Linked DNA regions of Mus musculus: all the other regions are linked to region 4. Evidence: chromatin loops called from intact Hi-C (ENCODE). Cell type or tissue: heart. All regions are shown on one strand.

The links. Peaks named below come from ENCODE experiments on the same cell type or tissue, not always from the same donor. Only the 100,000 strongest peaks of a DNase experiment are listed, where the experiment ranks them.
Region 1: a loop joins it to region 4, with 2.2 times the contacts of the local background. A loop is called at or near these places in 7 of 42 quality-filtered maps.
Region 2: a loop joins it to region 4, with 5 times the contacts of the local background. A loop is called at or near these places in 21 of 42 quality-filtered maps.
Region 3: it touches region 4 in a loop (2.3-fold over the local background); 16 of 42 quality-filtered maps call a loop at or near these places.
Region 5: a loop joins it to region 4, with 3 times the contacts of the local background. A loop is called at or near these places in 7 of 42 quality-filtered maps.

Annotation. Positions count from the first base shown.
Region 1 is chr19:3,584,623-3,589,622 of GRCm38, forward strand. It overlaps Lrp5 (low density lipoprotein receptor-related protein 5), which reads right to left. Exons shown (of 23, transcript NM_008513.3): 22 at 1,761-1,858; 23 at 203-669. The coding sequence ends at 408. Among named protein-coding and RNA genes, the nearest start is that of n-TAagc9, 11 kb to the left of the region's middle. In heart, CTCF peaks have their summits at 2,111 (motif pointing right) and 3,306 (motif pointing left); a DNase peak (open chromatin) is centred at 2,119; H3K27ac peaks cover 182 bases.
Region 2 is chr19:3,448,372-3,453,371 of GRCm38, forward strand. No RefSeq gene overlaps it. Among named protein-coding and RNA genes, the nearest start is that of Gal, 36 kb to the left of the region's middle. In heart, a CTCF peak has its summit at 3,039 (motif pointing left); a DNase peak (open chromatin) is centred at 3,011; H3K27ac peaks cover 201 bases.
Region 3 is chr19:3,434,833-3,439,832 of GRCm38, forward strand. No RefSeq gene overlaps it. Among named protein-coding and RNA genes, the nearest start is that of Gal, 23 kb to the left of the region's middle. In heart, CTCF peaks have their summits at 2,253 and 3,358 (motif pointing left); no DNase peak of the experiment used is centred here; H3K27ac peaks cover 500 bases; H3K27me3 peaks cover 484 bases.
Region 4 is chr19:3,387,117-3,392,116 of GRCm38, forward strand. It overlaps Tesmin (testis expressed metallothionein like), which reads left to right and starts at 1,741. Exons shown (of 9, transcript NM_001039657.2): 1 at 1,741-2,217; 2 at 4,987-5,000. The coding sequence starts at 1,834. In heart, CTCF peaks have their summits at 2,219 (motif pointing right) and 3,610 (motif pointing right); DNase peaks (open chromatin) are centred at 1,705 and 2,205; H3K4me3 peaks cover 999 bases; H3K27ac peaks cover 942 bases.
Region 5 is chr19:3,572,817-3,577,816 of GRCm38, forward strand. Ppp6r3 (protein phosphatase 6, regulatory subunit 3) reads right to left here and starts at 2,933. Exons shown (of 24, transcript NM_028999.1): 1 at 2,825-2,933. n-TAagc9 (a tRNA gene) reads left to right here and starts at 3,447; the gene lies at 3,447-3,519. In heart, no CTCF peak of the experiment used is centred here; DNase peaks (open chromatin) are centred at 3,105 and 4,225; H3K4me3 peaks cover 2,889 bases; H3K27ac peaks cover 3,307 bases.

The sequences.
Region 1 (5,000 bases), 200 kb after region 4:
GAAACCACCTGAGCCTTTGAGCAGCATGTGAACGATGCTCTGTACAGGTCAGTTCACAGCCTCTGTCTGCCTAAGGGGGCTTGATAGAAGGACAGCCATGCCCAGGAACATGCTCACCCGGTGGCGGCCATCCAGTGGGGTGAAATCCGTTCTTTGGGAACAGGCTCAATACTCAAATATTCACGAGGCACAAAGGAATGGCAGGTATGTTTTAAAAAATTAAGTTTATAAATATTTTCTCCACTGTACAAAGTTTTCCCAGCCCTGCCCACCCCTTCACCGCTCACATTTCTCACTTGTTAAAAATCCCAATTATATTTATTTTTTAAATCATAAAATATATTTTTCCTTTGTTCATATTTAAAAATATTTACAGGGAGGCAGCAGGGCCGGGTGGACGGCCGAGGTCAGGACGAGTCCGTGCAGGGGGACGGTGGGGGCGGGAAGAGGTGGCAGTAACTCCTCTCAGTGCCTGGTGAGGGTGGGCAGCTGTCCTCTGCAGATAGGTACTGGCTGTGGGGGGTGGGCGGGGGGGGGTAGGGGTCTGAGTCCGAATTCAAGTCCAGGTAGTATTTGCTGCTCTTCCAGCGACTGGTGCTGTAGTCACTGTCACACACATCTGTGCTGCACGGTGTTGTTGGGGGTGCCATACCTCGAATGACGTAGGGCCTAGAAGGAACACAGAAGAAGTTCACATGTGTGCCTAGCCACCTGTGTACAAGGCTGCTCCTTGAGCCGGGTGTGGTGGCGCACGCCTTTAATCCCAGCACTCGGGAGGCAGAGGCAGGCGGATTTCTGAGTTCGAGGCCAGCCTGGTCTACAAAGTGAGTTCCAAGACAGACAGCCAGAGGAGCTATAAAGAGAAACCCTGTCTCGAAAAACCAAAAAAAAAAAAAAAAAAAAAAAAAAAAAAAAAGAAAGATTTCCTAAAGGCATACTGTGGTGGTGGATAAAGACTTTTGACACAGAGCAGGGGCCCCTGCACCCCTCTAAGACAAACCGACCAATAGACTTACTGGTTCTCTGGTGTGAATTTTTGATGGCATACCATTGGGGTCTTATGAAAAAGAGTAAGCTATTTGCATCACCCCAGTATTAGGAATGCTCACAGCACCACTCTCACTCAGGAGAACCGGTCTGAGAACCCCAATATAGGTAACTTGTGGGTTGGAGTCTGGCTGAGCGCTTTTGGGGTTTCCAGCTCAGATAGGCCACTGTCTTAACAAAGGAGCAAAAATCACCCTTTAGCTGGAGAAATGGCTCAGTGGTTAGAAACATGTATAGTTCTTACAAAGGACCAGAATTTGATTCCCAAAACTCACATCAGGTAGCTCACAATTGTGTGTAACTCCAGCTCCAGGGAATGCCTCTGGCCTCTTCTCAGGCACACACACACAATTGAAAAATCATCGTAATGGAGGTTACATTAGTCAGGTTTTGACCAGGGCCATGGCTGAGCTGAGACACAGCAGAGCCTAAGCACTCGTTTCCATGCAGTGAGACAGCACTGGAGGGAGGGGGAGCGAATCCTTTCCTAGATTCCTTCAAGGCCGGCCGTGCTCCAGGTGTCTCAAGCAATGGAGAAGCCCATTATGTATGTATTCACTTGTATAAAACCAGCTCTGAGCTCACACTCAGCCACACCCCACAAACCCAGCAAGGAGAGGCAAACAGCATAGACAGAGCCCATGGGACACACATGGAGGAAGGCGGAGACAAGGCCCTTCTCACTAGTAGGGAAGGCGAGGACAAGCTCCTACCTGTATGGTCTAGCGGTGGCCGGGATGCCTGAAGAATAAAACACGTCCACGTTGTAGAGAGAGGGGTCTGTGGCCGGGGACGGGGGTGGGTTCAGGATCTGAGGAGAGGGAGGGAGACGGGTTACTCCAAGCGTCTCCTGGCTGAATCATTTACTCAGCTTGCCAGCCTGGGGTCTGGAGCTCTATTCTCTGCCTGTGGTCCCCAGAACCCTTCCAGAGCTAGTGAAACTTAGGAAGCAGAGGGGTGGCATCAGCCATCTTCCCCAAAGGTGCTGATCAGAGGCATGGAGACCAAAGTGCTTTCAACCAGATGTCCTCGGCCCTCTCAGCATTACTGTGCTGGCCAGTAGGGGGCAGTGTCAGCAAGAGCACTCCCATTAGCCCTGAGCCCAGCAGCAGTAGGTCTCTCTGCAGAGGCTGTGTGCCTCTCTCTCTGCTTCCCTCAGATACCTCCCACTGGCTGCACTTGACTTTCACTCCTGTATCTCCTGCCATTCCCTGTGACCTGGCTCCTACTCAAGATGCCCCAAGTCCCTGCTGGAGCTTTAACCAATACAGAGGTTGGAGAAGGAGGTAGAGGTGGTGGCTCACCCCTTTTTCAAGAAGCTGTGCACATTGCCACTCACCACTGACTGTGATGGGAAGACAACAAACTGGACTGTGAGATGTGCTTTGCTGGGGGCTTGGTGACAGACCCCTCTAAGTATGTCTCTGATCAGATCCTGAGTGCCAGGACCTAGTCAACGGATCAATGGTAGATGAAACATGGTCTGAAAGCATTTGAAGTGGCAAAAAGGAGGACAGAGCCTACTTGGAAGTAGGTTCCTGAGGAAGACCTAGCCTCAGCTCCTTTCTGTGCCCCTTTCTCTCCAGTCTGAACTCATGAAGCGGTTCTGCCCTCCACCCCGTCTCCTACCACCATGTTGTTTGGTTCAAAAAACTCTAGGCTGAAACCTTTGAATCCCTGAACCCATGAGCCAAAATAAACCACTCCCCCCTACCCCCCCATCCCGCTTTAAATTGTTTGTGTTGGGTATTTCCTCACAGTGACACGTTTTGTTTTGTTTTGTTTTCCGAGACAGAGTTTCTCTGTGCAGTCCTGGCTATCCTGGAACTCACTCTGTAGACCAGGCTAGCCTCAAAGTGACACGTATTTTGTTGTTGTTGTTGTTGTTGTTTTGTTTTTTTTTCAAGACAGGGTTTCTCTGTATAGCCCTGGCTGTCCTGGAACTCACTTTGTAGACCAGGCTGGCCTCGAACTCAGAAATCTCCCTGCCTCTGCCTCCCAAGTGCTGGGATTAAAGGCGTGTACCACCACCGCCTGGCTGTGACACGTATTTTAATTTTAATTTTTTATTTTTTTGGTTTTTTCGAGACAGGGTTTCTCTGTGTAGTCCTGGCTGTCCTGGAACTCACTCTGTAGACCAGGCTGGCCTCGAACTCAGAAATCCGCCTGCCTCTGCCTCCCAAGTGCTTAATCCTACGCTAGACTAGTTGTGTTTTGACAGCAGCAGTCTTGCAAGTGTGGCCCTCTGCTGGCATGAAGGGGAACTGTCCCCTCTAGCAAAAGAGGTCAAAATGACAAACCAAGACACCCAGATAGGTACCAAGGTTGAGGTACTAAGATTGGGACAGCTCCCAGTGACCCCACCTGTGACAAGGAAAAAACAGGCATCTCATCTACACCCACTGAGGAATAAGCCAGGCTGTGGTCACCACACACACTTCCTAGGGATGCGCTAACATGTAATGTCTGAGCACAGGGGCTGGATAAGCATTGCTACCATCAAATGCCAGGCTCTGAGAAGGCTCTTCAGGAGCAACTGCTTTACTTCACTTGGTCCTATTTACTTCTCTGTCTGTGTGTTTGTTTCTTTATCTGAGGCAATGTCTCACCATGTAGCCCTGCCTTGGCCGGGTATTCACTATGTAAACCAAGCTAAACTCCAACTCACTGTGTAAAATAGGCTAGCCTGGAAATCATTATGCAGAACAGATTGGCACTGAACTCAGCCTCCCAAGGTGCACACAGATTTGCTAAATTTTATTTTATGTTTAGTTTACTTATTTATTTATTTTTCCGAGACAGGGTTTCTCTATATAGTCCTGGTTGTCCTGGAACTCACTCTGTAGACCAGGCTGGCCTCGAACTCAGAAATTCGCCTGCCTCTACCTCTCAAGTGCATCACCACACCCAGCTTAAATTTTATTCTTTTTTTTTTTTTTTTTAAGATTTATTTATTTATTGTAAGTACACTGTAGCTGTCCTCAGACACTCCAGAAGAGGGAGTCAGATCTCGTTACGGATGGTTGTGAGCCACCATGTGGTTGCTGGGATTTGAACTCCTGACCTTCGGAAGAGCAGTCAGATGCTCTTACCCACTGAGCCATCTCACCAGCCCCTTAAATTTTATTCTTAAAACAGGCTCTAACCATTTATCCCAGGCTGGCTCATACGAATGGCAATCCTCAGAGTCAGCCACTCAAGTGCTGGGAGTAGAGGCATGAGCCACAGTGCTCAGGTAAACTATCCTGGCAACTAGCCTCAATATGCTATTCTCAATATGTGTGGTACTAGGGACTGAATCTGGAGCTAGAGTCATGAGAGGCAAGCGCTCTACCACTGAGCTAGAGTGCCAACCTGCACGTGTGTAAGCTGTTAAAATCCACATTTGCAGGATCCTGTCTAGGTCCTGCTTATGCTACTAGACTGCATGTATGTGGCTTTTTACCATGTGAGAACCTGGGGTGGGAGATATTATCCCCTGGGGTTGAGCATAAATTCACAATGACCTAAAACTGAAGTTTAAAAATAAAAAATAAGAAAAGCCACTTCCTTCTTAGAGAAAATTAAGTTCATACCTTATAAACCCATAAATTCTGACTCCAAGCTTACATAAAGAGTCTCCCATGAAAGCCAGGAGTGGCGGTGCATACTTGTAATCTCAGGTATTAGGGAGACTGTGGCAGAAAGATGAGTTCAAGGCCATGGTGGAACAGATCCTATCTCAAAATACAATAATAATGCCCAGAGAACTCACAGGTATACATAGCTCCTAGAGTCCCATTTGACTTAGTTAGCATCTGTATTCCGTGCTCTTTGAATACTGCACTCTGAGCACACTACACTAGCTGCTTCTGAAGAGCTGACTCTGTGGTTTCCTGGGGATCCCACTTCGATGTGCAGGTCTGCAGACCTGTGACTATGCTCAGTGCACTGAGTGCAGGGCTTTAACTTAC
Region 2 (5,000 bases), 61 kb after region 4:
GAGGCCATGCATTAGGTCAATTTAGGGGCAGCTTAGAATGCTTTTTCTACCCAAAGTCAGAGGTTGGACTCAAATATCATTACTTTGACCAAAAATCTACAGACTAAAAAGAATTAAAGAAAAATAAGGGACTGGGGAAATGCCTCAGTTGCTTAAATACCTATCTCAGCATAAAGATCTGACTCTAATCCCAGCCCCCACATAAGAGCCTGCTGTGGCTGCACATGGCTGTCCAGCCAGTGCAGGAGAGGGGCCTGCAAAAAAAAAAAAAAAAAGAAAGAAAGAAAGAAAGAAAGAAAGAAAGAAAAGAAGAAAAAAAAGAAAAAAGGAGGACCTCCAGCTCACTACCCAGTCAGACAAACCAGCAAGGGCTAGGCTCAAAGGCTCCATCTCAAAAATACAATGGAAAATGATAAAGATACCCAGTATCGCTTCTGGCCTCAAAATGCACATGTGGGCACGTATGCATATACACTACACACTGAAAAGAGTTTTAAAAAGAAAATTAAAAAATATAGGGGCTGTCAAGATGGCTCAGTGGTTAAGAGCTGCTCATACAAAGAACCTGGGTGTTTGATTCCCAGCACATACATTGGATGACTCACAAGTCCAGCTTCAGGGGGGCCACCACCTTCTTCTGGCCTCTGTAGATACTTAGGCACATAATTTAAAACTATAATAAAATATTTTTACAGAATTGAAATGTTTGATCTTAAGAATCTAAGGAAACAGACTAATATTTCACTGGAACACCATCTAACTTCAGTACAAGCCTGGTCTTAAGAATCTAAGAAAACAAACTAATATTTCACTGGAACACTATCTGACTTCAGTACAAGCCAGAGAAATATGGCCAAGGCACGAGAGCATAAACTGGATCACAATCCCTCACTTGTACCTGTTTTGTGAGAATCAAGGTACACGCCCTAAGTCCTTATGCACAGGCCTTGGTGGCTCCCTGCCAGGAAAAAGAGGTGAACATAAACAAAGAGATAACCGAAAAAAACAAAACAAAACAAAAAGGAAACCAGCCCTAAGCAGCATAGGAGAGGCAGGAATCTATCAGCTTGGCGCTATGCCTCTGGCACACCTCTAAAGGAAGTGCCTGGGTGCATGGCCACAGCTGAAGTCCATGCCTCCTCAGCCAGGAAGCTCCAGCAAGACCAGGAAGTGCTAGGAAGCATGACCAAGGTTCTCCAGTGTACCAGCTACTCTCAGCCCTATCCTTGTGCTCTTCTGGGCCTATCTCACTTTCTACACCCTGGTGTGCAGGGCAGTGGGGTGCAGAGAATCTGAGAAGATGCTACAGGCATGGACACGAGCTATCCTTAGTGTCCTATTGACTGCCTGCCCAGCACACTGGTTCACTCAGGCCCAAAGCCCACTGCTTGGGGTTAGAACAAGGTCCACAGACACAGGATGAGAGAAAGCCTCGCTGCAGGGAGAAAGGATGGGGCAGAAAAGCTTCTTACCTTGTCAAAAGATCACTCAAGGAGGCTAAGATGCCTGCATATTTCTCCACAAGCTGAATGAGGCTTTTGAAAACCACTAATCTGGATCCTTCACTTCCCTTCTACCAAGGTACAAGAAATAGTGCAAGGTGCTTTTAACATAGCCTTGCTCCTGGGCCAGCATTTCCTAGCTAGCCAGCCCCTGACATCTGTAAAGGCTTCAGATTGCAGACCCAGCCACTGGACACTGAGAAAGGACAGGGAGCACAGTTCAGTGGTGGAGCACTTAACGTACATCGCCCTGGGCTTGATTCCCAGTTACAGACAAGTTCTCCTCCCCCGCCTCCCTCCCTCCCTCTCTCTCTCCCTCCATGAGAGTTTTGCCTGCATGCATGATTGTGAACCATGTGCATGTCTTGCGTTTGTAGAGGTCAGGAGAACAGTGCTGAGTCCCCTGGCACTGGAGTTAGGGAGGGTTGTGAGCTGGGTACTAGGAATTGAAGCTGGGTCCCCCTCAAGAGCAAGTGCCCTTAACCACTGAGCCACCTCTCTATCCCCACTTGTGTGTGTGTTGTCTTTCGTACCCTGATGCTCTGCTGAGTTTACCTACTACTTCTAGAAGCTTTGTATGGGTGTTAGGGTTTTCTGTATACAAACCATAACATCTGCAAACAGGTGATTTAATAGGCTGTCTTAACAGGACTCCCCAGCTACTGTCTCCTCAAGTTTTTTTTTTTTTGTTTTGTTTTGTTCTGTTTTTTTCTGAGACAGGGTTTCTCTTGTGTAGCCCTGGCTGTCCTGGAACTCACTCTGTAGACCAGGCTGGCCTCGAACTCAGAAATCCCCCTGCCTCTGCCTCCCACCACCGCCCGGCCTCCTACAAGTTTTGAGCACCTGATCTGATGATCTTTTATTTTCTCTTTATTCCCTTACCTTGGCTTGCTGTATACTTACTAAAAATTAATCAAAACCAAAACTAGTTGTTCTCCAGCATGTGTTTGCATGCGTACTCAGGAGGTCTGAGGTTGATGTCAAGGGTCTTGTTCACTCTTGCATCTTACCCATTAGGAAGGGTCTCAGTTAAATCCAGGGTTCACTGATCTGACCCTTCTAGCTAGTCAGCTTGGAGAGTCCACCTCTGACCTACAAGGCACGCTGTCACACCTGTCTGGCATCTGTATGACTTCCGAGGATCTGAACACTGGCTTTCTTGCTTGTATGGCAAGTGCTTTACCCACTGAGGTCTCCTGCTCCCCATTCTTCCTTTGATGCTTGATGCCTTTGGTTTTTCTTGTCCAATTGCTCTGATGAGAATGTTCAATACTGTGTGTAATAGAAGTACTAGCTGTGTTTCTGACACGGCAAACTTAAGAGGTTTTCACCACTGAGTACAATGTGGGTTGAACTCTCACTATGTACACAGGCCAGCCTTGAACTGGAGAGCTTCCTGACTATGGCTCTTCTGTTTGCTCGGAAACTACAGGTGTCTGGGGAGATGCTCCAAAGTGCTCCAGCAGCTTTTTATATGGTTAGCATTTGACAACAAAGAACAGGCGCAGACAGAACACCAGTGTATGGCGCCCTCTAGTGTTACAGTTCTTGTGCAGGTCCAGGGGGATTCATTGATTCTCCGTATTTGGTACAAACCTAGACACTGGAATTGCTCAGCCCTTGCTTGACAGCGGCTTGTTGGTTCTAAAGGCTTGACAACTTTTCCATATTCCTCCAGCAACTAGGGCCTGCAGTTCTCCTTCTGTGGCTTTCCCAGCTTCCTATCTTTCAGCCTGGACTATTCAGCTTTTCTCTACTTTTTCTCTCTTTTCTTGTTCTTGTCCTGGAGACTCATTTGATCACTGGTTCCTCAGCAGTTAAGCAAGTGGCCTCCTTGCTACCCTTTAGCTTTGGCCTGTCAACTCAACTGCTGTGGCTGTCACTGCTCTGTTGTGCTGGCAGTCAAGCCCTTCCTTCCCACGAGCAGGAGATGAGATCTCGAGAGAGCCGGTGTTGGGCAGGTGTTTCCAGCTCACCAAGGGAGTCAAGCACCTGCTACACAGCACAGCACCTGCTACACAGCGGCCATCTGTTGCAACCACAGCTTTGTCTCTTTAACAGCAGTTCTCTGGCTAGACCCCAGAGGAAGTGTAGATTCTGCCTCAGATGGAAATGATCACAGGACCATTTAGAGATCGCCAACGATTGTATTGACACAAAGTTCAGCATAGGTAAGAGTGGCAAATGTTATCAGCTCCAACGCCCGTTACTGCCAAGCCTCCTGCTGTGGTTGAGCCAGGTGTGTCCTCTAAAAGTCATTTTTGAGTTGAATCCCCACTGAGGGGGAAGTGGAGGGGCTTGATTTGACTTTAGTGTCTAAGGATGAAGCCTGGTGTGTGTGTGTGTGTGTGTGTGTGTGAGTGAGAGAGAGAGAGAGAGAGAGAGAGAGAGAGAGAGAGAGAGAGAGAGAGATTAAGATCTGATGATGTGACAAGGGTGCAGCCCCATTAGCTGAGGAGGCCAGAAAAGGACACATACACGTGTTCTTTCCCCCCCCCCCCCCACGGGATGCCTGGGGCTGTTAGGACTCTTGCAGTCATAACCTTGGACCAGAATCACAGCCAAGATAAACCTCAGTAGAACTTACGGTCTGCAGCATTGCTAATGGCAGCAGAAAATGAAAGAACACCTCCTTGCGAGTTCTTATTTATAGTACCATAAAATGGTCTGCCCCATTGCTTTGCAGAAAGGTAGACCTGCACATGCTAGGTCTCCATTTACACTACACTTTGAGGTTCAGGCATACTACCCATCACAGTTCATTCCTGGGGGTTCGGGGGGGGGGGGAAGAACTCCAGTATGTGACTGCACTGTCATTTGCCTGTTTTCTTGTCACTGGATAGTTATCTCAGTAAAGTTACAATAAATTTCTCTGGACAAATATTTTGTGGGCATGTTGTCATGTGAGCATCTAAGCTGTGGAATTATAAGGCAGTTTGCTGGCATAATTAAGAAATCACCTCCACAACAGCCAGAACAAATGCTCAGCAACTTTCCAAATGGGTGCATCATTTGCAGTAGTGACAGCAGAGGTCCCAATGCTTCATGCTGTCACCAGCACCTGAATTTCTCTGTATAGCCCTGGCTGTCCTGGAACTCACTTTGTAGACCAGGCTGGCCTCAAACTCAGAGGTCTCCCTGCTTCTGCCTCCCAAGTGCGGGGAATAAAGGCGTGTGTTACCACACAATTCCTGTTTGCCCTCATGTGTTCCCGTGTGTGCCTGAGCTGCTTCTTGACAGGTAATTCTATGTGCATCAGTGCGTTGCCCATGTGCCTACAGTGCCCACAGAGATGAGGGTGCTGGACAGTCTCTGGAACCTGAGTTACACATAGATGGTTGTGAGTGGCCTGAAGAGGTTGGAATTGAATCTGGGTCCTCATCAAGAGCAGTCTTGTCCAGTTTTACTTGCCTGTTCAAGTGGTGTACCAAGCCTGGCACATGGGCTGTAGTAGACCCCAACACAGGACAATTAAACCATCCTACTTTACAAATATGG
Region 3 (5,000 bases), 48 kb after region 4:
GAAACCTATCAGAACGGCGCTCATCTCATTACCCAGGGCCCCACCCAAGGCCTCACCTCGAAAGTCAGCATAAAGGCTCTGAGCTATGCATTCTGGACTTGCCCCTGCTCTGATCTCCCCAACCCCTGTGTCCCAGCCTGAGTTCAGTGAATTTTATGTGATCCACAGTGGGCTCTATGCTTGATGTCAGTCTCCTGAAATCATTCTGGGGCCACATGTGAGCCTGCTGGGGGCAGGTCACAGCTCATGGCTTCAACAGAAGTCTGGCAGATCCATTTGACAGCCTCAGATCTTCCAGGAAAAGGGTGAAGGGACATCAGAAACGCCCCCACTCCACGCCTCTTCTGTCTGCAGAGAACAGACTCACCTCTCACTCTTCAACAAAGGACAGACGCGATCTCGCAGTAGCGAGTAATGGTCTGATTTTTGTGCTGAAATTATCGGTAATTTGGACCATTGAGACTGAGTGGTGACAGGTTTTCTGAACACAGGATGAAGGCTGTGTCCTGCCAGGCGCTGTCCTGCTGGGCACTGCGCTGTCCTGTGGCTGCATTCACATCTGGGTTTTTGCTTTTGTTCCTTTTTGTACAATGTGGCTGAGGCATGAGCCTCTTCCTCCGCCATAGCCCAGGCTCTTCTTTTGACTCTGGAAACTCCAGGGCGGGGCTGATGGCCATGATGAAGGGCGAGACCCTCACATTGGCCTGGATGAGACCCCAGTGCCTGGCAGAGGCTCTGCTCATTTACATTTTTATGTCTTTATTTGCCTCTCCATGGATAATTTTAATAACTGAAAGTGTTCCAGGCAAGTGGAGATTTATATTTAAACTCACATTGGCATCACCTAACAAGATTTGAGTCTCCCTTGAAACTATTAGAAATACATTTCAAGACCATTTGCCAGAATTATGAACTTGAGCTGAGAAAATTCCAGAGAAATTAGCCCTCCCGGGAGAGCCAGACTGCCGTGGGAGTGGAGGACACACCAAGGGTTCAGGATGCAGTGGGACCTCAGGCCACTGGGGCACAGCCACCTCCTGTCCCTGGTTCTTGTCAAGTCTGAGGGTTGGCAGAGTGGGAAGCAACCATGCTTCTAACTCTGAGGCCAGAAAATGTTTTCTGCCAAGGACAACCGGCTAAGTAGTCATTGTCACAGTTCAGCCACAGGCAACACAGGCCTGAACAAACAAGGCTGTGTGCCAATAAAACTTTATTGGTGAAAGCAACCTATGGTCAGGGTTGGCTCATAATGAACGGAGAGTTCCTGTCCTTCAGGGTTTCCCCTGCCTCTTCACTTCTAGAAAGCCTCAGTCTTCTTCCAGCCTCCCCTTGGTTTCTCCTTGTGCAACACCCCGTTTTGTTTTCCCTGCTTTGGTGGCTCTTCCCTCTCCACCCCTGTCTCCCCAACCCCCTCCCCTGTCCTAATCCTCACCTGCACATTCATGCCCTCTTGCCCCTGAATTTTCTACTTCCAGCCTCTAGCATCCAGATTGTATATAAAGACCTGATTCTTGTGGCCAGACCATAATATGTTCCCAAGTGCACAAGTGCCTCCCGACAAGTGGCTTGGGTCCACCTCTACCTGGCAGCCAATGGGAGCCACTAACTGTCTTGGAGTGTGGTGAGGTCTGGCTATGAGCCCGCCCCATACCTGGATCTGAAAGCCCTCTGCTGTTAACGTCCTACCTGGACACAGCAGCCACATCCAGTGCTTGCTCAGCCAGCCCTGGTGCTGGTAGGGGTAATCAGCTCTTATTCCAAAGTCACACATCCCAGACCCAGGAGGGTCTCCTGGCCCACTCCTGGGATTCAGCCTTCCTCTGGGGAGAGTTTTCATAGTAACATTCCTTGTTCCTGCCATGGGGAGTTGGGATGAGTCTTCTGGTGGGGTCTAGAGGATTCAGATGTTCAGCCTGTTAAGACAGCCTTTTTAGGAGTCCTAGTGAATGGTTTCTGGGTCCAGACTGTATGTGGCTGAGTGTGGCCAGGATGCCCTCCCTCCTGCAGCCTAACCCAATCTATTAACGTGCTCTAGGTCCTGCCAACCTCTGCGCTAAGCCACTGTGAATCCTGAGGAACAGGGTAGGGGACCTGGGTGAGAGAGGAGGTCCTATAATGAGCCCACAAACTGGGCAGTCTAAGTGGGGGAGCTGGAGGTGTGCTCACATTATGTGTGAACAGAGCAGAGCTTAGCTGTTCCATGTGACCGGGTGCAGGTGGCAGCTCACTTGAGCAATAGCGCCCCCACCGGCCACAATGGGGACTACAACCTTTGCTGGGTCTGGCTAGGTAGCTGGGGTGCTCTGGGTTTGTAGGTTCATCTCCCGTGGCTACTGTGGCAGTATCACGGCCCGTGTTATATATAGGAACAAACACTGGCTCTCTCAGAAACTCCAAATGCCCCGGTGTCAGGTGTGGCTGCCTCTGAAGCTGGTCCTGCCTCTCCTCCCAGCTTCTCCGGTGACGGCTGGCTCATGGCCACCTTCTGATCCCTGCCTATCCTCCCTGTGGTCGGCACTGTGGACGCACAGTTGCTCTGCTGAACCTGGGGTGTGAGGGACTGTGCTCCTCGGGGAGGCTGAGTCGGCTCCATGCATATCCAGCAATCTGCTGGACTCAGTTTCATGGCATGGTCGTCCTTGAACCTGTCTTTGGGAGAAGGAACTGCCACTGTGCTTCCAACCATGGGGACTGGTATAAGTTCGAGGTATAGCTTCTGGGTGTGGTTTCCAGATGGCTGTCCCCAAGTAGAAAGGACCCTGTCCAGAGCACCACACCCACAGCCTGGCTTGTCACAAGACAGAAGCTGCATGTGACATGATTGCCTGTAGCCCCCAGCAGAAATACGATATGGAGTATGTATGGGTATGGAAATATGATATGGAGTACGATATGGAGCTGGAAGCTATGGGAGGGGGGCTGTCTCCTGAGATCAGCTGATGAAGGGTTGTGTGTGCCTCAGCCCAGAATCAGAAAATCACCCCTCCTTGCTGGCTGTTTTTTGTTATTGTTGATGGCGGTAGTAGTGGTGGTTGTGGTGGTATATGTGTGGTATACCTGTTGCTATGGGTGTGCATGAGCATGCAAGTGCGTATGATGTGCGTGAGTTGTCGGTGGGTGTCCGCTGTTTTCCTGGAGAGTTCCATCTTTATATTTTTCAGACAGGGCCTCTCACTGGACCCGAATGCACCCGAAGCTTAGCAAATCTCCCTAGACTGCCAGCCCAGAGCTCCAGGGATCCTCCTGCCTTCTCACCCTGCCCATGCTGGGATTACAGGTCCAGCTTCCCTGACAGGTTCTGGGTATTTGTGCTTGTTCTGCAGGCACCTTACCAACCACGCCATCTGCTGGTCCTACCCACTTTGTGGGTCTAGGGGTTGAACCTGGGATTTCACACCAGCTAAGTAAATACTTTGCTATGGAGCTATGTCTCCAGCCGCTCAGAATCAGAAATTCTTCCCTTCCAGGTTCCTGTTCACCAACACGGCACCTGCCCTGCCAAGCCCACTGCTCTTTTTTCTGGTAGGGATTAAATGAGATGCCACATTGTGCGCAGAGTCAGCCCCTCAGCTGCTGTACATTCAGTGAGCCCTCATGGAAGGAAAGCAGGGACGTTTTCCCTAAAACTCCCCTCAGCGTCATCAGCCCTGGGAGTCTTGGGGGTCATCCAGCTTTATTGGTGGTATGAGAGGGAGGCTGTGGCATCTTCTATTCTGACTAAAGAATGAGAGTCCTGTGCTGGCCGTCCCAGGAGAGGTGGACAGGGAACATTGTGGGAAGCTGGGTGAGGACTGTGCAGAGTGCCTGGTGCAGCCTCACACTGTCTGCACTCGGTGCACTGGAGTCTCTGGCCCTTGCCCACCCTGCCACTGGAAGCTGAATTTCAGGGCTGACATTTGGAACTGGTCACTCAGTAGCATGCCGTGCCCTCAACACTAAACACCCCAAAATGTTGCCAGGCAAATTGCTGCACGGCCTGCCCCAGAGCAGAATCTTACTCTAGAGGAATGAGGACACGGCTGTGAACAAGTGACATGGAGCTAAGGGTATCCCTGACAAAGGTGACCCTGACATAGTCCTACCTCAACCTCTCCTGTCACCCAAGACTATGATGTCTTAGAGGGGATAGGTGGCTCCTCTTGCTGTCCCTGGCTCACAGCCACCATCACGTCTCCAGGCGTCTCTTGCTGTTTGGAGGGAGCAGAGGGGCTGGGTGCCCTCCAAGCCTGGAGCTGCCTTGCTCTGCTTTGGGGGAAATGCATCTAAGATCAGGTTGAAGGGCACAGATGAGAGGGGACCCAGACTCCTGGGAGTGTCCTTGGCTGTTTCCCCCAGCTATTGGGACACTGGTCCAGCAGAGCATGTCACCTGGGGGACCAGCCAGCCCCTCCCCCTGGATTTGGAGCTGTCTGTTTTTGTAACAGCTTCCTCAAAACCTGTCTACCAGCCGCCAATGCCACAAGAACAAAGCGAGTTGTCTGGGGACTCTTTGTCCCCAGAAGGAATGACGATAGGACTGTGAGACACTAGCCTGATAAAATGTGTCTGCGCCTTAATGCCACTGCAAGGTGACTGCAGGAAAAGCCCATTTGTCCCCAGAACTTCCTTCCCTACCAGCAGTTCAGTCAGGCCCTGATGTGACTTTAGACCTTGGCCTGGTAGGCCAGGAGGACCCAGGCTGGCAGAGGTGGCATACAGCTGGTGTAGTATGGGCAGGGGTTTCTCAAAGATGCAAGGTCTCTCCTTGTGAACCTCTGTTCCCAGCTCCCAAACTGAAGTCAAATTGCTCTTTGTCCCCGTGGGCTCTGGAGCTGTCTTCAGCAGCAAAGACTCCTCAGAATTTCTTGGAGCAGAATTTGTCAGATCAGGACCCCAGATTGCCTACCTCATAGGGCAGCTGAGCTGGGGTCCCTATCATCAGGCCAGGCTTCTGAGCCTTCAGACCACTCTCTTGGACAGCCTTCTGCTCTTCTGGAGTTCTGGGAGCAGGAGAGGATGGT
Region 4 (5,000 bases):
GTGTCTGTGTTTATCTGGTGGATAGGTGTCTGAGACTCCTTACCATTCTTTCTTGGCAATTTTTGATTGAATGCACTAGGATTCTCAGGCTAGCCCTTAATGCAGTGTGCTTATTACAGCTGTGGAACATGTGTGCACAGACCCAGGAGAGCATAGGGAGATACGAGCCATTGTGACAGTCTGGTGCACGACAAGATGTCAGCCTCACCTTCCATTTAAACAGTTGGTGAGAGACTTTCATAGTATGTAACTGAGTCGGGGCTCGCCTCATTTTAACTGGAAGAAGCCGCCAGAGCACTGTATAGAATCCTTCTCAACGATATGGGAATGCAAGGTGCAAAGGAATTCTTGCTGCCGACTGTGGGATGTGGATTAGCTTACAGAGTGCTTGCCTGGCATGCAAGAAGCCCTGGGTTTAATTCCCATACTAAATAAGCTGATGATAGTGGTGCATACCTATTATCCTAGCACTCAGTAGGCAGAGGCAGGAAAATGAGAAGTTCAAGATTGCCTTTGATTACATAGTAAATTCAAGGAAGTCTGGGCCACATGAGACCTTACCTTTAAAAGATATAAGTAAAACATGAGTTGGAAGCCAACCTGGACTAAATAGTGATCACCAGGTCAACTAGAGTCACGCAACAAGACCCTGTCTCAAACAGACTAACAAGAAACTAAAATGGCTGATGAGGTAGCTTAGTGGGTAAAGGTGTGTGCTGCCAAGTCTGACAACCTGAGTTTGATCCCAGAAGCCGCACAGGGAAGGAGAGACAACTCTCGACTCTGGAACGTTTTCCTTTCCTTCAGATTAATGCCATGGTGTGTCCACAAATGTATATGCAAATACGCATTAAGTGTAAATAAACAAAACCCTGAAAGCAAAACCTGATGGCACAGGATTTTAATTGCAACTACTGAGACTGAGACAAGGTAACACGTTCAAGGGCAGAGTTCCCAGCATGTAGGAGGCCCTAGATTCAATCTCCAGTACTGCCTGAGCAATAATAGATAAATGTACTGGAAGTGACTCACAGGTTAATAGCACTTTTTTTCGCTGAGGACCCAAACTCACTTCCCAGCACCTATTAACTCAGTTTCGTAATGCCCCCCCCCCCCCCAGGTTGGACCGTTAGGGAAGGGGGCGGGGCCATCTCTGCCTGGACAGGGCGGGCCTTAACAGGGGTGGGTGGGGCCTCCCACCTAGCACTGCTTCAAATTTCCTGGAGTATTAGTCATGTTTTTAACCCCAATTTTTGGGAGGCAGAGGCAGGTGGAGCTCTGTGAGTTCCAGGCCAGCTTGGTCTACGTAAAGAGTTCTAAGCCAGCCAAGTCTACCTACTAAGATTCTGACTTAAAAACAAAAACAGATGAAAAGGAGGGGTGAAAATGATGTAAATACAGTACTCACCAATGAAATTTTCAAAGTTTAAAAAAAGAGAGAAAGAACCACCACCTGGGAGCCTCAGTTTCCCCCACTAGGTGCAGGAGAGGTTGGCTGATACCCAGTCCCTCCAGCCTCCATCCAAGCATACCGAAAGGCTGCCTTGTGGGCCAACCACAGCCCAGGTCCCATCCATCATGCTCAGGCCCCGCCCACCAAGAGCCAAAGCCCAACCTCCATGGCAAGGCCCCGCCCACCATAGACACCCACCTACCACAACCCAGGCTCCTGTCATCTTGGCAGAGGCCCCACCCACCGCAGCCCAGGCTCCGCCCCGTTCAGTCAGAGACGGGCCCCGCCCCTTTCCCTAACGGTCAACGGTCGTCCAGCCTCTCAGAAGCAAGGCGAGCTGGACGGCCGCGTCGTGTCGCTGTTCTCGGGTCCCAGTGGCCATGGAGGACGCGCTGCTCGGCGCCATGACTGGCCCCGAAGACGAGCTGGGCGCCGAGCTGTTCGGGTCAGAGCGTGTGTTCGCGGACGGGCTGGCGCTGAGCCCCGCAGGCGGTGCGGCCGATCGGGATGAGTTGCCGGTTCTGGCCGACGCCTACCTGGGCGCCACCGAGCCAGGGGAGCCGCTGCTGCGTGCGCTCAGCCCCCCGCCGGGCGCTGAGGTACCGGCCGCCCTGCTCGGCGACTTCCCGGGGCTGCCCGAGCTCCGCAGCCCAGACGACGCCGCTCCGCCTCCCGCCTACAGCGTGCACGTGTTATCGTCGTTACTTCCCGGTGCTCGCGGGCCCGCGCTGTTGCCGCTAAGCGCAGGAGTGCGCGTGATCCCAGTAAGCGCCAGCAGGGGCCACCGTCGCGCCGCCTCTCCGCGTGCCTATCCTGTGGGCTGGCCCCGGGCAGCAGGCTCAGGCACCACAAGGGATACAAGGGAGGTGGCACCTCCCTGCCCAGCCTTTTCCCCTGCAGATGACTGTGCCACACTAGAAGAGCTTATAACTGTTGCCATCACAGTGTGTGTTCCTGGCCTGTTGGACTTGTGTCTCCACCCACCTCCGCCCCAGCAGGGCTAGGGATAGAACCCAGGGCCTTTTGCGTGTTCTGCAGATAGTTTTCAGCCTGGTAGTTTGGGATTGGCTGGGAGATTTTTTTTTCTTCACACCAAAGACTTCCATTATTGAGGATTTTTTCAGTTGATGATCTCCCCCTCTGTAAGATAAGGGACAGTTCTTTAAACCTATGTAGAGTTTTGATGAATTCTGCTTCTCAACCATATTGCTAAGCTATATAGCAATTCCTTGAAATTGCTATATAACTTAGGAGAACCTCTGATTCTCCTGCCTCTACATCCTGAGTGCTAGGTGTACAGGTGAGCCCCACCACACCCGGCTGATACAATGCTGGGACCACACCCTGCCTTATGCTAGTCCACTAACCCAACTAACCCACATCCCCAACACCTCACTGTTGCCAATAGAAAGGAATCAACCTTTTAAAGGAAACCAGGCACAGGTCAGCCCCCAAAGAACCCTGCTTGGGAAACTGGGCTCCTCATCCAGTCAAGTGTGTCAGGTCTAGAGTAAGCCTTCATAGAATTTTTGTTGTTTTAAATCTCTGTGGAGATGACAGGAGCCTGGCTTTGTACACCAATAAGTCACAGCTAGTAGAGCTCAGAACCCAGAAATCCTGTTCCCTGCTCAATTTACAGAGAAGGTGGGACTCTAGCCTTCCCACAGGAACCTTCTAACTCAGCCTCATTCCCAGGCAGAGGCCTCCTCCTGGTTTCCAGTGCTTCCAAATGCCAGCAGTTTGATTTACCTTAAACAGGAGCTGGCTCAGCACCTTCTGCCTCCTAGCTCTCCTCTCCCCTCTATGAGAAGAACAGGAAAGGGAATAAGCCAGTGTGGAAGAGAGGTTTAATTATTGGGTGACAAAACTTTGTGTGTGTGTGTGTGTGTGTGTGTGTGTGTGTGTGTGTGTGAGGGGGATGGTTTCGAGACAGGGTTTCTCTGAAGCACTGGCTGTCCTGGAACTCACTCTGTAGACCAGGCCGCCCTCGAACTCAGAAATCCGCCTGCCTCTGCCTCCCAAGTGCTGGGATTAAAGGTGTGCGCCACCACACCCGGCATGACAAAACTTTAAAACACTTTTTAAAGGTTTTTTTAATGTGTGAATTTGTTTACATGCCTTGTAAGCATGCAGTACTCAAGGAGGCCAGAAGAGGGTGGCAGATCCCCCAAAACAAATCACCCACCAGTTGTGAGCCACCATGTGGGTGCTGGGAACTGAACCCAGGTCCTTTTGTAGACCTTTTTGTTTTTGTGAGGCAGTCTCATGTAGCCTAGGCTGGTCCTGAACTCTGTACCTGCACATGATCTTCATGCCTGCTCCTCCTTTCCCACAAAAGGGTTAGGATCCCAGGCTCAGGCCAGCACTCCTGGCTCTTTCTGAAGGAACCCTCCTCACACATTTTCATGCAGTTAGGTTCAGTCTAGAAAAGTACTACTGCTGTAGTATAAATAGCTCTGATATTTGCTGCTGCTGCTGAAGTCAGCAATTGTGTGTTTGTGGGTAGGGGGAAATCATTTTGGTGAGACTCCAATGAACTACTGCCAGGTTCCCAAGGCAGCAAGCAAGAAAAAGTGTAAGTTTCCTGCATTTCTGTAAAATCTGAATTCTGCATAAGGCTGCTCCTCAAAACCTAACTGTACTTTCTTGTCTTCTAAGGTTTGGATCACACAAGTCTGATGTAAATTTTGTAACCACTGGGACCTTTCCACTTTTAAATCCCATTGCTTCTTAGTAAATGCAATTTTGTCTCATTTATCTATTTTATAATTGGATTTATTTATCTGTGTGTGGGTGCATGTTCCACAGTGCACATGGAGAGGTCAGAGGACAACCTACAACAGTTGACTCTCTCTACCATGTGTGTTCTTGAGTTCAAACTTGGCTCGTCAGGCTTGGTAGCAAGTGCCCTTACCTACTGAGCTATCTTGCTGGTCCTCTTTCTTTCTTTCTTTCTTCCTTTCTTTCTTTCTTTCTTTCTTTCTTTCTTTCTTTCTTTCTCTTTCTTTCTTTCTTCCCTTCCCTTCCTTCCTTCCTTCCTTCCTTCCTTCCTTCCTTCCTTCCTCTCTCTCTTTTTTTCTTTCTTTCTTTCTTTCTAAAAGATTTATTATATGTAAGTATACTGTAGCTGTCTTCAGATGCTCCAGAAGAGGGTGTCAGATCTCATTACAGATGGTTGTGAGCCACCATGTGGTTGCTGGGACTTGAACTCAGGACCTTCAGAAGAGCAGCCAGTGCTCTTAACCGCTGAGCCACCTCTCCAGCCCTATTTATTTCTTTTTGATGCAGGCTCTCAGTATGTTCCCAACTCTTGTCCTCTTCACATTCTGGACCTGATGGCGTCCTCAGAGTTCTCCATCCTGAGGCTGCTCAGATGACTAGATTGCTTTATTTCTCAAAGGAGAAAATGGTTCCTGACTGAGGGCCAGGGCAATCCTTGCTCCGCTGCTGACCCCAGACTTAGACGTCAGTCTTCCACGTGCTATCACTTCACTCCATGTCTGTATCCTCTAATGTGACCACTGCTTTTCCAGGTTGAAATCAAAGA
Region 5 (5,000 bases), 190 kb after region 4:
AGGCCAGGCTCCTGCCCTCTTTAGAAAGTAAACTTGGTGCTGAGTTTTAGTTGAACAGATATCTGAAAGGACTTCTTTATCATTTATTCTTCTGAAATGTAGTAAAATGAAAAACTATAGATCAACACACACGGGTAACATCTAAGATTTCAACTATCTCAACTACTAAGTTAATCATAAAAAAATCCAAGTTGATTATCAACCCTAACAAATACTGTTTTAAGGAAGAAATGCTTACTTGTCATAACCCACTTTTCTAGAGGAACTGCTAAAAGGCATCTTAAAGTAGCTAAGGAAACCCCACTTAAAGTCTTAACTTCAGTGCTATGCATTTTTTGCCCAACTATAGACTACTTCTTAAGTACTCAATTAATGCAAACTAGCAAGCCTTGTTTTTGTAGCAGATTGGTTTTTGTGCAGTTGGGCAGGGGGTGCTTTACTTTATACAAAAGCTAAAGTCGGTTAAAGCAATCAGTATACTCAAGTCTACTTGAGATGTATTCCATTAAAATACGCTTCCTCAGTGCATAAAGCAATCTAAGCAATTATCACCAAGAGTTGTCCTCTTTTCATGTACCATGGAGAAAGCAGAGAGCAGACATTTAAAAAGCTGAATTTAAGGATAACTGGATGAGTGAAAGACACTAGGGTCCCTGGCCAGACACAGTGAAGTGAGGGATAGGTCCCAAAGCACCCAGGAACAACAGCCACTCCCCAAGCTACAAGCTGAGCACATCCTTTCCGAAGTGGTTGGGACTACAACATCAGATTCAGATTCTGAAGGCTGGCAGCCTTTACCAGTTTAAGTTCCCTAATAGAAACTGCTACACAATCTAAGTTTCATACTCAAAAGCTGTCAGGTTTCAGAGCATTCAGAAATTAGGCATATTTAACCTGTACCTTTGCTGAAGCTCTCAAGACTGCAGCTTTTCAATTGCAATAACAACCAGGAAAATCTAAGAAATCCTCATATTATGATTTGGGGCAACTACACAGAAGCAGTGCCTAGAAGCAGCAGAGGAGGGGTGCTGTTTAAGATCCTGAAGGTGTTTTCTATGCATAAGTACTGGTTTAGACAAAACGCTTTCAAGTGATTTAATAGATTTTCAACATCTCATGGAAAAATTAAAATAACTTCCAGTAATTTTTTTTAGCCCAGCTGATCCTTAAACACATGGCTTTCCTAATTGTACCTAAACACTTAAAAGTTAATTTTGAACTAGGTGTGGTGGTACACACCTCTATTCATAATGCTTGTCAGGTAGAGGCAGCAAGATCAAGAATTTGAGGCAGCCTTAGCTGAAAAGGAAAGTCAAGAACATTCTAAACTACTATCATCTCAAAAAATAACTAAATAATGAGTCCGGTGCAGTGGTGCATGACTTTATTAATCCCATTATTAAAGGCAGAAGCAGTAAAGATCTTCCCACCACATAGTGAGACCCTGCCTCAAAAACAAACAAAATCATCAAGATCAAGTTGAATTTGAGAGGTATGGTCACCACTGAGCTGATTCTATTCACAAAGCACGATTCTAGCTGCTTTGTGCTAACATATTTACATATATACTCAGTTACAGTCTAATATGAACATGTTAGATAAAATTGGGACCTAACATGAGATAAACTTATGAAACAAACTTATTTTCATGGGTTACAGGGGCAGCAAAGAGGACTAATTCGCCCAAGGTCACAGGACTAGAAAGTGACAAAGGAAGATGTAATTTTCAGGTGGCCCATAAGAAAGCTCAAACACCACTGGCAACAGGGATCTTGCACCTTGCAATTTCAAGGAACATTTTAGTGGAAGGAGATCTTAAGTTCCTTTCTTACGGGCTGTGTCAACTGCAACATGACCTTGAGGGCAAAAACCAAAGTAAACTTGACTTAAGAAAATGAAACAGTATCCATATTAACAAGTGCTCTGATGCAAGGAAACCTTCTAAGTGTCCCCTCCCCCAAGCCAAAGCAAAACATAAACAAAGCTCTGGCCCATTCTAAAGAGACCACAGCAGGTAGGCGGCAAATGACAGTAGGACATGCGGTGGAGAAGTACAGACACAGAGCTACCGAGACCACTCATTCTGTCCCACCTACAACTTCAAGTCCAAGTTCTAATGAAAGACAACGGGACTGGGGAGAAAAAGACCTCCAAGTTAACAGTGAGCCGAGCTTTAAAAGCGAGGTGCTTGAAGCCACAAGAAGGGTAACTCCTCACTTCAGCTCCAAAACACCAGGGAATCTCCAATGCCCGCGTCTGTATAAAAGAGAGACTCAACGGCGGAGGATGAAGATTCACTGCGATGGCCCCGAGAGACTCGGAACTGGTTTTTGTGTGTTCCGATGACTCTGCTAATGCCCAGAAACCCACACAACTTGTTTCTCAGAGGACAAGAGTCCAACAAAAGCCTTCGCGAAGCTCTCCAGCGAGTTGACAAGCTCCAGGAGATCCCGAGAAGTCGCTGTGAAGGCCCGGGCGCGGGAGCCGGGGAGCTCGCCCAGGACCCCCGACTTGGCTCGGGGCGCGCCTCGCCTCGCCTGGGCTCCCGCCGAGCCAAGCCCAGAGTCACCTCGGCGTCCAAAGTTCGCAGTCGGCTCGGCTGACTGCCAACGCTCGGCCCGGCTGACAGGAGCGGGCGGCCCGGTCCTGGCCAGGACTGGACGCCGCCTCCCGGGCCGCCGAAGCTGCCGATTCCGGGGGGGAGGGGAAAGGGGCCGGGACGCTCCCTCCCCACGCCGCCGGGACCGGACCACCGCCACGATCGGTCGGCCGCTTGCCCGCGCGACCCGCACACTCCGCGCCACCGCCCCCTCCCCTGAGTTACCTGGAGGCGCCCAAGACCCGCAGTTAGTCGCGCTCAGGCGGGAAAAAGGTTCACCGACACCATCAGCGAAGCGCCCAAAATGGCGGACGTATCAAGCAGGCCTTGAGTTACCCCCGCCCTCCCTCCGGCCGCCCCGCAGCCAATCACAGGATAGACCCCGCCCCTTCACACGGATCATTGGCTTGTCTCTCCCGCCCCCCACAACCTATTGGACCGCCCAGCGGTTCCCTCGACTCCACTTCGATTGGCTTTGAGGTCTTGTCAGTCAAACGCGAGAGGCGCATTCTTTTTCCCATGGTCTTGACGGATCCGGAACCTCTAGACCCCGGAGTCTGAGAAACAAGTCAGAAATTGGGAGAAGCTTAGGCTGGGTCCCTCTGCCCCGTAGCAACAGCGGGGCCTCGCGTGACAGACGCTTGGGACCACCAATCCGCATAGTCAATGTAGTTTAAAACAAATGAACCAAACCAATCCCGGCTGTGTAGCTCCGGATGCGAAGAAGCCAATGGGGTAACACAATGACAGCAGGCGGTGGGGTAACGGCCGCGGGGGACGAGGGGGGGGGGAAAACCGGTGATGACGTGAGTCACAATACAACCTGCGACGGAAGTTAATTATAGCTGGGGAATTAGCTCAAATGGTAGAGCGCTCGCTTAGCATGTGAGAGGTAGCGGGATCGATGCCCGCATTCTCCATAGCATAGTTTTATCGAAGACCTTCAATTAAATTACTTCAGACAAAGTAGAGTGGCATCCCTGAAAATGGGGTCAAAATGTAAGGTTTCTTAATACAAAGGAAACCAGGCTGTATCTTTTGTCACAGAGAAGAATTTTACACATGAATTTCTTCCAACTGCTAGTGTCCTATACGTATAGTACTACACATTTACCTTGCCCCAGAACTGGGGTCCTGGACATCAGGGTCCCTACTCTCAAGTCTTGCACTTAACCACTGTCATGGCTAATCCTGGTTTTTAATTCTCCTGGGGCTGTCTAAAAAGGTGAAACTGAGCTGACCACAAGCATTCTCTACCTCCTGGCTGGTTGTGATGTGATGTGATGTGATGTGACGGGCAGACTCCCACACCTGCTCCCTTGACTTCCCTGCCATATTGGCCTCGACCTGTGAGACAAAATGAACCTTTTCTCCCTAAAGTTGCTGTTGTCAGAATATTTTATCACAGCAACAGGAAAAGATACCAAGGTGCTCCCCTTGGGTCCCTATGAATAATCTGCCTGGTTCAGTGTGGACAGGACCATAAGTTCAGGCACGCTGCAGCTGGCCACCATAGTCAACAAAGTCTCTGAGTCTTGGAAGTCTTTCATGAAGCAGGCCTTCCCATGCCATCTGGAAAGCAAGTGACCAAGGTGATCAAGCTAAGGGACAGACTCTTTTGGGAAAGTAGTAAGTCATAGGACAGGACAGAGCTCTAAATCCCTGGGGTGTTGGTAGCAGGGAGGGGAAGGGTGTTACAGAGACCCCAGGGTGGGGCCTTGGAGCTTCAAAGGCAGGACGAGCCCAGCTATGATGGGAGACTGGATAGCAGAGGTAGCTGAGTCACACAGACCTTGAGTGGCAATGCTCACACCTCAGACAGGGAGCAGTTGCCTGCATATCTCTTCCAGTAGGTCCAGCAGTCCCAGGCCCAGGCTTCACTGAAGCTCAGAGAGCACAGAGCTTATCTCCTGAGTGTCTCCTCTAGGCCACCTCTAGGCATCTATCCCCTGGGAAAATGACAGAGCCTAGCCCTTGGACTGGAGGAGACAGGACCTGCCTTGTTGGACACTCAGTGCTTTCTCCGGGTTCCCAGTCTCTGAACCCCCCCCCACCCCTGTTCTTTACACGGGGTCCAGCATGCTTGAGTCCTCCACCTCACTCATTCTGGCTCTGAATTCCACTACCAGGATAACAAGAGAGGGCTGTGCAGTTATGCAAACCCACCCTGGCCTCCAGTCCACCTTCCAAGAGAGCTGTTCCTGGAAGCAGATTCCAGAAAGAGTTCATTGCTAGTAGATCCACATCATAGTCCCCATTGTACACACTAGCTAACTACGGACCAGAGCATTCTGTCACCAGAGGCCATATAGGGGTTGGGTGACCTTGGCCAGGTGACCTAACCTTTCTGACTCTCCAGTTCTCAGAAGTACAAGTGATAACAACTATCAGCCAGGGTCAA